Linked DNA regions of Homo sapiens: region 2 is linked to region 1. Evidence: chromatin loops called from intact Hi-C (ENCODE). Cell type or tissue: GM12878. All regions are shown on one strand.

The links. Hi-C counts contacts between places; a loop is a spot of excess contacts. Peaks named below come from ENCODE experiments on the same cell type or tissue, not always from the same donor. Only the 100,000 strongest peaks of a DNase experiment are listed, where the experiment ranks them.
Region 2: a loop joins it to region 1, with 3.0 times the contacts of the local background. A loop is called at or near these places in 2 of 110 quality-filtered maps.

What each region holds. Positions count from the first base shown.
Region 1 is chr5:68,067,294-68,075,293 of GRCh38, forward strand. No RefSeq gene overlaps it. Among named protein-coding and RNA genes, the nearest start is that of LINC02219, 120 kb to the right of the region's middle. In GM12878, no CTCF peak of the experiment used is centred here; a DNase peak (open chromatin) is centred at 3,448; H3K27ac peaks cover 632 bases.
Region 2 is chr5:68,235,945-68,243,944 of GRCh38, forward strand. All of the region lies in intron 2 of PIK3R1 (phosphoinositide-3-kinase regulatory subunit 1), which reads left to right. Among named protein-coding and RNA genes, the nearest start is that of PIK3R1, 24 kb to the left of the region's middle. In GM12878, no CTCF peak of the experiment used is centred here; DNase peaks (open chromatin) are centred at 3,812 and 4,411; H3K27ac peaks cover 463 bases.

The sequences.
Region 1 (8,000 bases):
TGTTAGGAATTGTGAAGACAGGGAGAAGGGGTTAGTAAGAGGATCTCTTTCTCACCCACTCAGGTTTGCTCTGCATTTCCTTATTTGAATAGGAATAGGCAAAGGAAGTCAGAAAAAATACAAGAAAAAATTTAAAATGTGGAACTAGAAGAGACTTTATGGGTTATTTTTTATCTCTAAAAAAAAATAAGGCCTAAAACTTTTCAATGACTTACCCGAAGTCAGGGGTTGAGTAAGTATGATACTGTGATGTTGAAATCCATGTCTTCTTATGTCATGCTCTTTATACAGAATGTCCCTGTCTTTTGATCTCCAAGTGTCTCATAAAGTCTAATTGCAAAAGCTTTAAAATGAAAGGTTTACCAAACACAATATGTAAGAAACTGCAGTTTCTTACATATTGCCACCAAATCATGAGATCTTCTCCCCTGTCTTCACTAACATTTCACCCCAGGTTTACCAGAAATACCTTTTTTAAAGCTTCTCTTGAAGTCCAGGCTACACTTCAACTTCAAATCCAGATGGTTCTCTTAACTGTTGGATATTTTCAGCCATCAGGCTTTCTGGAGAGCCCACTTCAGTGTTGTAACATTTGTCTTTCAGTCCTATTCAAACTGCGTCCATTTGGTACCTGCACACTTTCGTGCCTTGATGGGCTTGGCCTGGAGACTTCCATGTCCTTATCTCTTTTCCTTTCTTCTACTTCTCTCCAGAACACCGGAGGTACAAAGACAAAACTTCAATCCCATGGTCTTAAAGATCCATTTTAGATGACTTAGACCCCTGACCCAACTATTTAAGAGTTTAGTTCTACAACTGTGCTCCAAAAATGACAGCTGGAGGCAAACCCCAACAGCCAATTAAATTCAGAAGTGACAGTAGAAAGCAGACCAAATATTTTTATAGAAAAGTTTTGTCCATTTGAGAAGTGGTAAAAAAAGACTGGGATTGCTCAAGAGCCCTTTCAACAGGTCCAATTTGGGACACAGAAATTTAATAATGAAATGATGTGGTATTTTGAGGGACATTAAAGATGCTACATACTGTTTTCATCAGGCACCCTGACTCAAGCACTGAATGTATTTTCTAATGTCATTTGTCAGAGCCCTTAAAGCCAATGCTGTTGACAACAGCTGAGGGGCCTATGAATCACCAGCTCCAGCCTGCAGGAGAATGCCGTGTACAAACTACGTTGACTTAATTGGACTGAAATTTAGAAGCTACACATTGACCTCCGAAGTGAGTACATTAGTTGTCCTCTGGAGTCGACCCTCAGTTAACAAAGATATGCATTTGGATTAACTCACATGCCCTTCATTTCTTTGAGTTCACTCAAGCGAAGCCATTTTTAAAGATGGTCATGAACAATGCCCATTGAGCAACGTCCTGAAATCAGCTGAGTGACCCTAAGGGCTACTTTCTAAAGTCCTCTTCTGTGTCACTCATTCTTTCTCTCCAGTCAACCAAACGCCATTTTCCTGAGCCCCGTGGGGATCTTTGGCTTGATACCTAATAGTTTGCTACTTTTGTATCCTGCAGGTGGTTGCAAGATGGAAGATAGGGATACATCTATTTCTAAAGTGTAATTTATTTTTTTTTAATTTTTATTTTATTTTATCCTTTTGAGATGGAGTCACCCAGGCTGTTGTGTAGTGGTGCCAACTCAGCTCACTGAAACCTCCACCTCTCCGATTCAAGGGATTCTTCTACCTCAGCCTCCCAAGTAGCTGGGATTACAGCACCTGCCACCACGCCCGGCTAATTTTTTGTACTTTACATTAGTAGAGATGGGGTTTCACCATGTTTGCCAGGCTGGTCTTGAACTTCTGGCCTCAGGTGATCTGCCCACCTCGGCTTCCCCAAAGTGCTGGGATTACAAGCATGAGCCACCGCACCCAGCCTAATGTAATTAATTTTAATACCAGGTGTAAATATTTGAAAACTGAAGAAGTCTGCAAAAACTGACATTTCTGATTATACCATGCTCCAAGAGGTATTTTATAGTTAGAGTTTGTTTCTGGGCACCTATGATAAGTATACTAGTCTCAGGAAAAAGCGAAGTCTTATCACTATTCTAAAGTTTCACCTACTTAAAAAAAACGCATCTGCGTAAGGAATTCATTTACAGTACAATTGTCACAATTGTACATTTATTTTTTCTACTTGATTTTGTTTTTTACTCTTTCTTGCTATTGAATAAATTTTATAAATCTACATAAATAATAAACCTCCAAATTTCAGGTTAAGATATGTTTATGTGTAAAAGACCCTTTTTAAAAATATCATGTTCATAATAAATGCTACAAAAATAGCCTACAATATTTCCAGTTGTATTAAATTTACCTAGGAGTTTAAAACTAACAGGGATTTAAAATAAACTTAAACAAAAAAATGTTGATACGTTTATCAAACTGGAGATTTAGTAGAACCAGCTAAATCTGGATGCCAGATCCCATAACATTTTTGATCAAGAAATATTTTGGCCCGTATAGTCAGTGTCTCTACGTCCTGGGAGACAGAACGAGAGACTCTGACTCAAAAAAAAAAAAAAGAAATTAGTAAAATCTCATTGCACTCATCATATGCATGGAGATGAAAATGTCTTGTAATGCGATGTAAATTTAATCAAGCTTCCTATTATTATTATTATTATCATCATTATTTTTGACACGGAGTCTCGCTCTGTCGCACAGGCTGGAGTGCCGTGGCCCGATCTTGGCTCACTGCAAGCTCCGCCTCCTGGGTTCACGCCATTCTCCTGCCTCAGCCTCCCGAGTAGCTGGGACTACAGGCACCTGCCACCACGTCCGGCCAATTTTTTGTATTTTTACTAGAGACGGGGTTTCACTGTGTCAGCCAGGATGGTCTCAAACTCCTGACCTCGTGATCCGCCCACCTCGGCCTCCCAAAGTGCTGGGATTACAGGCATGAGCCACCACGCCTGGCCCTAGCTCCCAATTTTAACACCCACAAGACATTGGGAATAAATACAATGGTGAACAGTCAATAGAACGTTTCTATTCTCCCAGGTAACACTAAAGCTCTCTTTTGGTGCTCATGCAGCTTAGTCTCCTCGCTCTAGGTTTATTTTCATTTTACTTTTCAACTCTTTAGAGATACCAACTATTTTGAACTTATAATCACGTAAAGCTGTGAATCGAGTTCCATTTTCTTTTTTTCTTTTTATATATCTTACAATACGTGGGACAAATTGAAAATTTTGAAGTTCTAAAATTCTGGTTTTTATTTTATCCATTTGTGCCTCAGGCACATGCCTTTGAAAACTTAAGATGACACTGAAAAATTCCCTTGGGGACTTTCTAAGATGACTGTCCCTTAGCTTGGTTTCACTAGCAAATTGCTGGCCTTCTGAGGTTGCTGTACAGCTCCATGTGCACAACAGCAACAGAAAAGGATGTGATATGGGTGAGCACATGTGACTCCACACACACTTTCTCCCTGGAGATAGTCCTTCAGATGACAGGGGAACCAAAACGTTTCCAAATATGATTTAAGAAAACCAAATATTTGAATTTTTTTAATGAATACTAAAATTCTGACTCAATATGGTACCACAAGCCAAGATGACAGAAGGTGACTAGTATGACTCAAGTCATGAAACCAACAAGCAAATAAAATTTCTGTTCACAAAAAGATATTCAAAATGTGGTCCTAGTGCATGATTTAGAATAATCCTAACTAAGGAGTGAAACTATATTGTTTAATAGAGTTACAGATCCATGAAGTCGTTTAGTCTCCAGAAATCTCAGTTTACTACACAGATGGATTTATAACAACCTCTAATGGGTGTAACTTAAGATGGAACAGATGACTCTACCAGTGGATTAATCAACCTCTTCCAAACTGCAAATTAAAAAAGAAACAAATCAAACACTGCATTTTCCTCACAGATGTTTAGCAAAACATATTCAGTCTTACTCCTATAATTACAGCATTAGGAGAGTTTTACCAGCATCAAAGTAAATAAAAACATATCAAATGAAAGTTGATGAAAAACTAACAAGAGACTGAATAATAATTTTTAAAGATCTCACGGCCAGAAAATCTTATTGATTTCAATTATATATTCATTACTTTCAAACGGGGAGCCCTGGAGTTAGAAAATGTGACTCTTGTGGGGACCTGAGCTATGTTCTAACCACAGTATCCAACAAAATTCGTCTCCAACATCTGCAGTTGATTAAAAAAAAAAAAAAAAAAAAAAAAAAGTTTTTTTTTTTTTGGTGTTTTCTTTTTTTTTTTTTTTGCCAAGATTCATTTGAGCTTTTTTAGCACCAGAGGGAAAGAAAAAAAAAAAGAAAGAAAGAAAGCAGTAGAGATACCCCAAATCTGGGATATTCAAAGCAAATATTATCAATTGACCTTCACATTCGATGTTACATTGAGTACAAATAGCAAATTTTCACAGGTGATTTTCTATTAATGACTCTCCTACACGACTTCCGGGAAGTAAATGAGTCAGAGAGGACTAACCTCTCAAGAGATGTATTAACAAACATCCCATTCCCTCATTCCTTCGTTTCCTAATGCTCACGTGACTTAACCACACAAAATCATGGTAGTGTTGCCTACAAACTGACCAAGGTTAGACATCACTTGCATTGTCTCAATCTCTGAACAGCAGCCAATCAACATGCTCAATACTCTCAACTCTGCTCAAGGCTCTTGGAAGATGGAATGATAGAGGGGCAGTCAATCAAAGCTATAACTACCTCAGCTCCCGCCAGTCTGTCTCCACTCAAAGTGTCCATTTAGCCGGGAAGCACAGCAAAATTTATAGCCAGGACTTTTATTGTGCAGAGCTTTAACACTGTAAGGAACCCTATACTCATGCCTGAAAGCCTTTAAGAAGGGCAGACCCAGAATTTGTTTTAACCAATAGGCAAGTTCAATAGCCTACGCAGTGATAAGCCTGAAATTAATCAGTTTGACATTCACAAATCTCCCAAGCTATTACTTTGCATTTTATATCTGATGATGCCACAGGTTAAAAAAAATACAGCATTCATCCCATTTTTTATACATTTTCTTTTTGCACAACATGTCTGAAGTGGCAATCTCTTTTTTTTTTTTTTTTTTTTTTTTTGAGACGGAGTTTCACTCTTGTTGCCCAGCTGGAGTGCAATGGTATGACCTCGGCTCACCACAACCTCTGCCTCCCAGGTTCGAGCGATTCGCCTGCCTCAACCTCCCGGGTGGCTGGGATTACACGTATGTGCCACCACGCCTGGCTAATTTTGTATTTTTAGTAGAGATGGGGTTTCTCCATGTTGGCCAGGCTGGTCTCGAACTCCCAACCTCAGGTGATCGCCAGTCTGGCCTCCCAAAGTGCTGGAATTACAGGTGTGAGCCAACGTGCCCAGCCTTCTCTCTCTCTTTTTTTTTTTTTTTAATTTTTTGTGTGTTTTGGGTTTTTTAAGTTAATTTTTTGTATGTTTTGTGGCGTTTTTTTTGTTGTTAATTTTTTGTGTGTTTTGTTGAAGAGGCTGATGGAGAGGCCCATGAAAAAACAGACCCACTTCTCTTTACTCCAACTTTTTTTTGTTGTAGTTATTTTTGAGATAGAGTCTCACTCTGTCACACAGGCTGAAGTGCAATGGCATGATCTTGGCTCACTGCACCCTCCGCCTCCTGGGTTCAGGTGATTCTCCTGCTTCAGCCTCCCCAGTGACTGAGACTACAGGTGTGCACCATCACACCTGACTAATTTTTGTATTTTTAGTAGAGACAGGGTTTCACTATGTTGGCCAGGCTGGTCTCGAACTCCTGACCTCAGGTGATCCACCCACCTCGGCCTCCCAAAGTGCTGGGATTACAGGCATGAGCCACTGTGCCTGGCCTTCTTTAATCCAATTTCTCAGGAGTCATGCCTTGGTGCACCACATAAAATGTCAGTGCTTCCTTCAACCCCGAAACACAAGTACATCATATCCCACTTCCCAGCTTTATTTTTTCTCCCTAGTAATCATCACTTTATATACACTATCTTATGTATTTCTCTTATTTATTTTGCTTATTGTCTGTCCTTTTCAGTGGACTGTAAGTTGCACCAGGATTGCAGGCAAATGCCTCTGTATTGCCTGTCAATAGATTACGATGTGGCTATGTGTTCATTCAACAAGTTATTGAGCACCTACTATGTGCCAGGCCTTGCTCTAGGTAAACAAAACAGACAAAAATTCTCCTTTTCCTGACTTTTCCATCAATGCTAATGTGCCTCACTGTGGGATTATCTATCAAAGCTATTGTGTTTCACTGTGGGATTATTGGAAATGAAAGCCATTTTTTAAATGACATTCTTAGCCTGATCTTTTCCATAGGCAGTTGATCACAGGAGACAAGCTGCTTGTAGATTAAGTTGACATAGGCACAAGTCAGGAAAAGAGATTATTGTGTTATGATCACTGCTGCATCTCCAGCACCTAGAGCAGGGCCCAGCACATAGCACATGCTCAGTAAATATTTGTTGAATGAAAGGATTTGCCCATCATCATAATTTACTGTCATAGGAAATGATTACTCTATTTCGTCTCCTCACTCTTAATGGGTTTCTAGCCTGGAATCCCAGTGTCCTCTCCTGAAGAATCAAGCCTAAACCTCAGCTTCTCACCCCACCTATATCCCAATCCTCAAATCTCACTAATTTAGTCCTGGTAGCTAATCTGATAAACTAAACCTGCAGAATAATAGTAATTGAATACGTCACCCTTTCACATATAATTAATGATCACTTTAACTATGACTTAAAGCCATAGACTCAAGCAGTGACTATTGTGGCAAATCAAGTTCCAAGTGTCCTACTCTTATCCCTACCCCTCTCCCTACCATTATAACAACATGGGTGATCAACTGGGCTAGAAGGAGTTTTCAGAGGCTTCTAATTAATTGCGCAATTGTCCTCAGGCTGGGCATCAGGCCAATCACATACAGGAGATAATTGGAGGGCAGCTATTAAACTAGGTAAGGAGTCAGCAAATCTTTTCTATAAAAGGTCAGATACAATGTAAATATTTCAGGCTTTTAGGACCATATTCCACTCTGCCATTGTAGTGCAAATGAAGCCACACACAGTATAGAAAAATATGTTCCTGGCTGTGTTCTGATAACACTTTATTTACAAAAAACAGGCTGTGGGTCAGTCTGTGTCCACAGGCCATGGTTTGTTGACCCCTGCTCTAGACCCAGGTGATATGTAAAATAATCCCAAACCCTACTCTCTAGGCCCTTAAAATTGAATATGATCCTGTTGCTTAATTAATTACAACTAAATGTATCACAGGTATCTGCACACCTAGTGGTTATTTTTCATAAAAGAAAAAGATGATAGTCATTTCCTGATAAAAATTAAATTGTCTCTCTCTCTCCCCTTCTCTTTTTATGTGTTCACCCACTCATTCTCCAGAATTCACCCCCACCCAGTGGCAGCTATGGTACCAGCTTAGGCCTCCCTCAGGAAAGCAACTTGCCACTCAGCCTCAAGGAGTGCTGTTAGGTGACAGTCTCCAGGGACAACGCCTTCAGTGTCTGCCACAGTGTCACTCTGAGCTATGGTCTTTCCAGGCAGCTCCCAGCCAATGACTGAGCATGGTGGAGCATCAGGACCCAGAATCAGCCCTGGCTGGTGGTGGACTCCTCACAGGCCAGCTTGGCACCAAAACTTCCTATTGGGTTGGCCAAGCTCTGTCAGATGTGAATTACAGCCAGAGAATTTCCCAGGCCGGGTCTGCTATCCTCTCCTTTTCCTGTTCTAGGCATCAGCTCTGGATCACTGTCTGATTTCCCCTGCCCAATCTGGTTTCCTATCTCTTTATCTTTCAGACATTCTACAAAAACAACAACTTCTACAAAACAACAACTTCCCCCACCCCAAGGGAAAAAAAAAAAAAAAAGAACACTGTACTCTTAATTCCTATGGATGAGTATTTGCCTCACTTCCCCTCCCCGCCAGCCCCTACTCACCTCCTATTCTATTGAGATCC
Region 2 (8,000 bases), 170 kb after region 1:
ACTGCAACCTCTGCCTCCTGGGTTCAAGCAGTTCTCCAGCCACAGCCTCCCAAGTAGCTGGGACTACAGGCACATGCTGCCACGCCTGGCTAATTTTTGTATTTTTAGTAGAGACAGGGTTTCACCATATTGGTCAGGCTGGTCTCGAACTCCTAACCTCAGGTGATCCACCCACCTCGGCCTCCTAAACTGGTGGGATTACCAGCGCGAGCCACCACGCTGGCCCTGCCAGGCATTTTATAGACATTTTTCATTTGACGCTCACAACCACCCTGCAAAGATGGCATATTATAACCTTTTTTTGTTTGTTTGTTTGTTTTTTTGAGATGGAGTCTCGCTCTGTCGCCCGGGCTGGAGAGCAGTGGCACGATCTCGGCTCACTGCAAGCTCCGCCTCCTGGGTTCACGCCATTCTCCTGTCTCAGCCTCCCGAGTAGCTGGGACTACAGGCACCTGCCACCACGCCCGTCTAATTTTTTGTATTTTTTGTAGAGACGGGGTTTCACTGTGTTAGCCAGGATGGTCTCGATCTCTTGACCTTGTGATCCGCCCACCTCGGCCTCCCAAAGTGCTGGGATTGCAGGCATGAGCCACCACGCCTGGCCCTATAACCGTTTTTGAGATTTAAAAACTGAAGGTCATGTGATTGTGTAAATATTTAAAAAGTGATCATATTAAAAAATATCATAGTGATGGCACATTGATAAGATTCAAGAACATTTTGGGCAAGGCAGGCAGTCATGAGGATCTCCTTAAGCAGTCTCTTGTGAAGTGATCGGTAACTGAATTTTGCTTTTTGGGTGGTCTTCAATTATGTCTGCTTTATCTGTTAGGTTTCACTAGCTATTACATTCATGCAACTCCAGAAATTTACCTCCAATTTATATGTGACTTACAACATTTTCTTATGTCTGGTAAATATTTGAAAGGATTGAATTACAAAGAGACGGATAAGGCCATGAAGCTAAGACAAAGTTTTGGGTATGTGCATGTAAATGCAATTTTTCTCAGGAAGAAATACACCATGATCAGATAACTCAAAAGTTTTATAACCTTGATAAATAGATTTACCTTCGTTTCTGTTGTTTTTGAAGAAGTTAAATGTCTGCTTTAAATGTTTCCCTGAGTTTCAAGTTTTCTTATTTCAGACTCATAATTATATCATTTTGATTAAAATGGAGCACAGACTGGAGTTATTACTTGCTTAAAAGCCAAAAACTTGAGGGTATCCAGCATAAGAATTGTGTGTTTTGGTCTGTGGATAGCAGCTGCTTGAAGTCCATAAAAACAAGAAACCTGAAGTTGATTCAGATGAATCTGAAGTCTTGTACCTGAATTATGTCAAGGTTAGCAGTAAATGCCATTTAAAAAGACTGAGTACAAATTGCCAAATTCCTTTGAATGCCAAACCATATTTCTCAGGAAAGTTGGCCACTGCCAAATTTATAACATTTGTGTTTCTGTTACCTGAATTCCAAGGGCAGAGGGGTGATTGAGGGGGTAAGGGAAAGGCACAGGTGAATTTTATTTTCAGATGTCTAATAGGACAGTGTGACATTGCCCAGAGATAGTCTCTCAAAGGTAGTGAGTGCCAGCAGAACTTCTCGAATGCGAAGTTGAGAAATTTTACTTATTTACTTATTTTCCCATTGAAAAAAAAAAAAAAAACTTTAAATGTTTTCTGAGTTAAAAAGGCCTCTGACTGGTAGTCCTGACACAGCTTCTTGAGAGTCTCCGAGAGAGCCTCTTCTCAGTACAATTCCTAAGAAGATAGGAAGAAAAAAAAAAATATTCTTAACACATAAAACTAGAATTAGTGGGAAGAAATGCCTACTGTAAACTCAACAGAACCGGGGTTAAAAAATATAGGATAAGTTTTGACTACCTAAAAGTAGCAGGGCAGACCCATCTCTTCCCTAACTCTGTCCATAATTCAGAAAGGGCCCAGGGAACTGTCCTCAGGAATGCTCTTCCCCCCTCTTCCTTGTCCTCTCCGACAGAGCCTTTCTAATCAGTAGGAGGTCACAACTTAGAAAATAACCAGAGAGAGCTGGAATGGTAAGTTAGGGGCTATTACTGTTATATTCTGAGAATCCTGATCCATGAAAATAAAGTGCTGAAGGTGGGGTAGAGTTAGAAAGACCTGTGTTCACTGAGGGTTTTGAGTATTACAGGCTCTCCATCACTCAGAGCATCAGAAAGTCAGGCGGTGAACGCAGGAGATTTTTCTCTCAGGCTAACCAAAACCATGTTGAAATGAAAACCACCTTGGAACTGGCCTTTTCATCTCAGACTGCCAAATAACTAGCACCCAAGTGGATCCCTTAGCTCAGAGCAGTCACCAGGCATGGGTAGGTCTTTCCTTGTTTAGTGATAAACAGGAAAAACCTAACCGAGCCTACTGAACCATGTCCATCTATAAAAGAAAAAGGGAGATCATACTGGAGATTTGAAAGAAGAGTAGACCTCCAGAACTGATTGATTATAATTTATTTCTGTTATAGTATTTCCACTTAGTATTATGATTTATTTCTGTCCCTCATGAAAGGGACAGAAAGTAGTCAGGCGGTTATGAGATGAAAAGACAGTAAGATGGGATGAAATCGGAGTGAAACAATAAAAAAAAGACTAAGTTAAAAATGTAATAGCATATTAAAATTCATGTGTAAGGGGGTAATGAGCTGAAAATAAAGTCTGTGTTTTGAAGGAGAAACAAGATAAAGCTCTTTGGAATCCAAAGGATAAAAACATAAAATGAGGGAGAAGATATATAGAGAGAATATCTAACAGGAGAATTACAAGTGTTGATAAACAGGGAACCAAGTGAAATAGAACAACATCATTATAAGAAGTTTTCATGCACGTGTGCAGATTTGAAAGTGTTGCCGTATTTTTCATGTGAAATCAATGAAAAATATGTTTGGGCATTTCTATTTAAGAATAATGTTAAAGTACCTTGCCAAAATATCTGGCAAGATATTAGCTACCAGGGAACAAAGTTGTTTTTCTTCTCCTTTCTAGCAATAAATGCCAAAAAAAAAAAAAAATAGTGCATTGATTTTAGTAGAGTTTTGAGGAGAAAAGATGGTGACTTAAGAACTTACTGAGCTTCCTCCTTATATGTTATGTGGAAAGGCAATTGAGAGGCATTCGTTGATAAGCAGGAGCTCAGGAAAGATACACTAAACCTCTTGTTCACGTGGGAGTACCTAAAGGTTGCCTTTTTATTGTTAAGCTTTATAATTTAAAAAGGTGTAAATTTAAACTTAATTCATTTTGGTTAACTTCAGTAATTATCAAAATAATAAAACTATAAAGTATGTATCTTCTAAACACCTAGAAATATATATTCCAAAAGATAGGCAACAAAGAAAGAATAAAAATAATACAGGGAAAATGTTTACTATATATGACTACTTTAAAGAAATACAGACATTAACATATGTATGTACGTATATACACATACATATATACATATAAAATTGACCATATACATATATTTGTGTGTTCAACACACGCATTATTTTTCAGGTACTGCACTAACCTTTTATTCCATTGACTTGTTACTTTTCCTAAGAACTCTGTGACACTGGCCTTATTATACCTGTTTTAAAGATAAACAAGTTTAGTTAGAGATGGCCCAAGGTCACACAGCTAGTGGAGGAGCTGGGATTTGACCCCAAACAGTCTGACTGTTGACCCAATGCTCTTAAGCAACTGTGCAATACAGCGAAAGGGGCGCCGGGGGTTAATGTTCACACTGCTTGATGCTGCTGACTTCCGACCAGCCACAAGGCACCCCGGAGCCAAAGGCAGATGACTCCCTGGCTTGCCAGTGACGTGTGATGCGGTCTGATATGACAAAGTGAGTTAAACAAGCAGATTTTTCCTCTCAGGAAACAGACACAAGAACAACTGAAAAGAATAAAGCAGATGTGTGAGTTACTATTCCTTACAGCAAAAGAACCTCATCAGAACCGCAGGCTGGAAAGAGGTGATTACTTTTAAAGGGCAGTTCATTCCTCCTGCATGTTGGAAACTGTGGCTCTTAACTGGCTAAAATTTTAACTTTCAGTGTAGCCCTCACTTGGCTTGTGCTTCTTAATGTTGTAGATAACATTATAGATTTATATAATATTCAACTTTTATATATATATTACTTATATATAAATGTTTATGTATAAATATATATTTGTATATAATATGTATTCGTATATGATATGTAGTAAATGTTATATTTAAACCATCATATAGAAAAGCCATTATTGGGTACACTGTACAAATCTGCCTTTATAATTGAGTGTACTGTTCTACTAAAAGCAGCTTTAGAGAAAGGATTGAAAGCCAGCTCTTTCTACTTCACTAGCCTTCATTGTTTGGATTGGCATTATGTGTACAGTTATATTGTAACTGTCACTTGTGGTCTAATCTTCCCCTTAGGGGAAACTTGAGAAACCTGGTCAGCTTTAACATTTAGAGGAAGTTTAAACATATTGGAGCATAAAATTCACAGTTGTTTAACTGAAACTCCAGTTCTTGTCAGACCACATCTCTCCAGCCCTTCTGTGATTGGAATCATCTAACTTTGGCCCTCAATAAGGAAAACTTTGACAAGATGCAAAAAATGTTTACTCTTGTTTTCTTTGCCAGGAACCTGAGTCTGCAGCAGACTCTGAGACCTCTTTGCCTACCCCAAATAAGTGAATTGTCACTGTAACTGTTTTTTATCCCCATAACTGCTTTCGGTGAATGCCAATCTAGTTGTTACATGCCTTTAATATTTTGGGTAATTATGTTCTTTAAGAATGAAAATATTTTTTCCTTCCTTCCTTTCTTCTTTCCTTCCTGGTTTTGTTATAGTCTAGCTGTGAGACCAGTTGCCTTTCATATATTCTAGAAGAGAAGGATGAGGTGAGTTTCACAGTGATCTTTTTCCAAAATACAAAACCACTGTCACTCTCCACTTCCCAGGCAACCCCACTCATTCTATTTTCTAGTGAGGGTTTTGCTTAGATGATGACGAGTCTCTTGATTCAGTGGACTCCTAAGGGACCATCTTTCACCAGCACCAAATGCTGTTTAGTTCACATATTGAAATGTTTTAAATTATAACTTAGCAATTGTAGTTAGTAATCTTCACATTATATTGTCTCACATTTAATGTATAATTTCCTAAGAGAAGGAAATGGTCCTGGTGGGGGTCAATAGTTATAGTAACTATTAATAATACTGATGACTACTAGTTAATAGTAATTAAGGCCTCCTAAAATGAGAGGAAAAAAAATCTTTTGTTTATAAGGTTTAAAAAGAAGAGTTGATACTTAATAGTTTTAGTAAAACCCCAGTGCATGTTCGATTAATTTTGTTACTTTATTCTGGGCATGTAGTTGAATAATTACCTGCATTTTTGATTTGCTGAAAAGGTGGTGGTTACAATTTTTTTTGTTTTTTTTTTTTTTACAGTACTGTTTTTAGTTCATTACATTGAGATGCTACATTTTCCTTTTCTTAAATACATGCAAGATGAAATGTTTTACCTCTGAGATGAAAAATTTGAAATTTCTTTAATGTGACTCCTTACTAACACAATTGCAGGCAAGCATTGAACATTTGCTTTGTTCCAGGCACCATGTGCTGTGTGCTCTACCTACCTAATCTCACTTAGTCCACTTAGTGCTATTTGCAGGTTGAGGCTTAGAAAGAAAAAGAAACTTGCCCAGAGTCCAACACTAGTAGCTGGTAAAGAGCTGGTCTTTGCATGCAGCCTCTCTCACTTCAGGATGGGTGCTTCCCAGCACCACACTGTACCACCCTCAAGACGAGTTGCAGGAGGAAAGGAACCTCTAGTGGTATTAACTAAATCTTAGCAAGTAGTTGCCTGTAAATTGTAGACTTTTAAATACAATCTCACATTTCTGTGATCTTTACCCATACACCAGTTACCTTCAAACTAATTTAAGAATCTTATAGATATTAAAAATGCTTGATTGGCCAATATCTCATTTCTGTCAAAATCATGTACTAGAAGCATGTATCAAATCAGAGACTTATTTATGACAATTTGCACACACATTTGGATAAAATGCATCAACTTCTTTCAAAGTTTACTTGAAATAAAAAGGGAAGAATACGAAGTATCACAGGTTAAAGCAATGCCCTCATTCCATTTAGGCAAAAGTGTTGTGCTATTTGAATAGTGTTAGTTTGAGAATATGGAGTTGTACTCCTTATAGCAATTCCAACCTAGAAAAATGTTTGTGTTTTAATTGATGGGTTAGGCAAAAAGTTAATCTTTGCATAGAGGAAAGAAACAGCTCTGACTTAGAGGTTTTGGGGCTAGAACATGGATCAAGTGTCTGAAGTTTTTCATGTGGCCTCAAGTTGAATCTTGGTCAGAGAATACACGGTGGTCAAACTTCACACCATAGTCATAATGTATGAAGCCAAAAGAAAAGTCCTAGTTGCTGGGTGCTTCCATTATATCATCAACCTGGGTTTAATGATTTTATTGGAAGCACGACTTCCAGTGAGGCAAGGCAGTAAGCCCCAGAAGAGAGGCCTTCCATGGGTAGATAGGAACTCAAATGCTTTCCCAGGCTGGACCCAGGAGACTGTGTCAGCTACTGTGATATGGCTTGCCACCAGGACAGATCATTCTACCCGTCTAAGGAGTTAGGGTATCCCCAAGAGCTGTGATGGGAGGTGGAAATTCACACCTGTGAAATGGGAGGTATGCTGAGTTGAACGGGATAGCCCAAGGCCTGTCCATGAACTGAGCCATGGCCAAGGATTTCTTAATTCTAGAGGCCTCCTTCTTGAGCTTGCCTTCTTTTGAACTTGGCCCTCAGTGTCTGGGTAAGTTGGAGCGTGACTATCCAGGGAAAGCCCCTGGTTTGTATTTAGTCAAGTTGGCCAGAGAAGACTGGATCTAAGCGGGAATAAAATTTGCTGACCCCCATCTCAGAGGTTAACATTTTCATTTGTGTTTTGCATGACTCATTTTAAATTACAGTGCTCTACAAGTATAGAAAGAAGCCTTCCTCTTCCCACCGTCCCCAGACACCACATAATGGAAAAAGCAAGAATTTTCTGCATAAGCAAGGCCTTAAAAAAAAAAAAGCCAGCCTCTGATGGGACTTCTTTCCTGCCAGAAATCCCACTGGTCCACTGTCGCAATTTTTACAAAAGGCCACGATGAAAGAGTAAGGCCCATTTTGAGCCCTTTGCTTCTGTATTATGTGAAACATAACTTGTATGTTTCACATATGTTCTTGGTATCAGAAGAATTGTTAGTTTTTGAACATGTAAAATCTACTAGGGTCTCTGACTGTTAAAGTATAATTTTGATTAAGAAAAGATTTGTTCCACTGCTTTGATTAGACACATAAAACTTTGAAAAGTTTTGATGTTCTGTTTCCTGTTTTAAAAAAATATGTCCTCTCCTATGAACTCTAACTAGATGAGAGGATTTTCCTCAGAGAAAATTCAGCCCTGGGAAGAACCATCTATGGAGGTCATAACCTAGAAAATTCTTCAAGGGAAGTTGCAGTGAATTAAAAGAGGGCGGAGTTAGAAAGTCCTGTTCTACCAAATTTGTGCTAATAGTTGCACCTTTCTTTCTTTCCCAGAATGGTCACTGGAGAAAATGTGTAAACCAACTGCAAACAAGTTTATCCGTTGCCACCTTTCTTTTCCTTTAGTGACAGTTCAATTCGTTAACCTGAAGGAGCTACTGTACCATCAAGACTAGCTCCCAGCCCAGGGCTTCAGCATAAAGCAGCTGCTCAGTTAATTTTGGTGGATCACGGGCAGAAACAAGTTACCTTTGGGATGCAGATTCTGAATAGTCTGCCATGAAATGATTAAATGAATGAGAGTGATGAGGGGCTACTTAATTGGACTATGTAAAATGGCTCCTTAAGCTTCGTGGACAATTGAGTAATTTCAGTTTCCTCTCTTCACTCTTGTTTACTTCCTGCTCTTCTAGCATCAAGTGTTAGG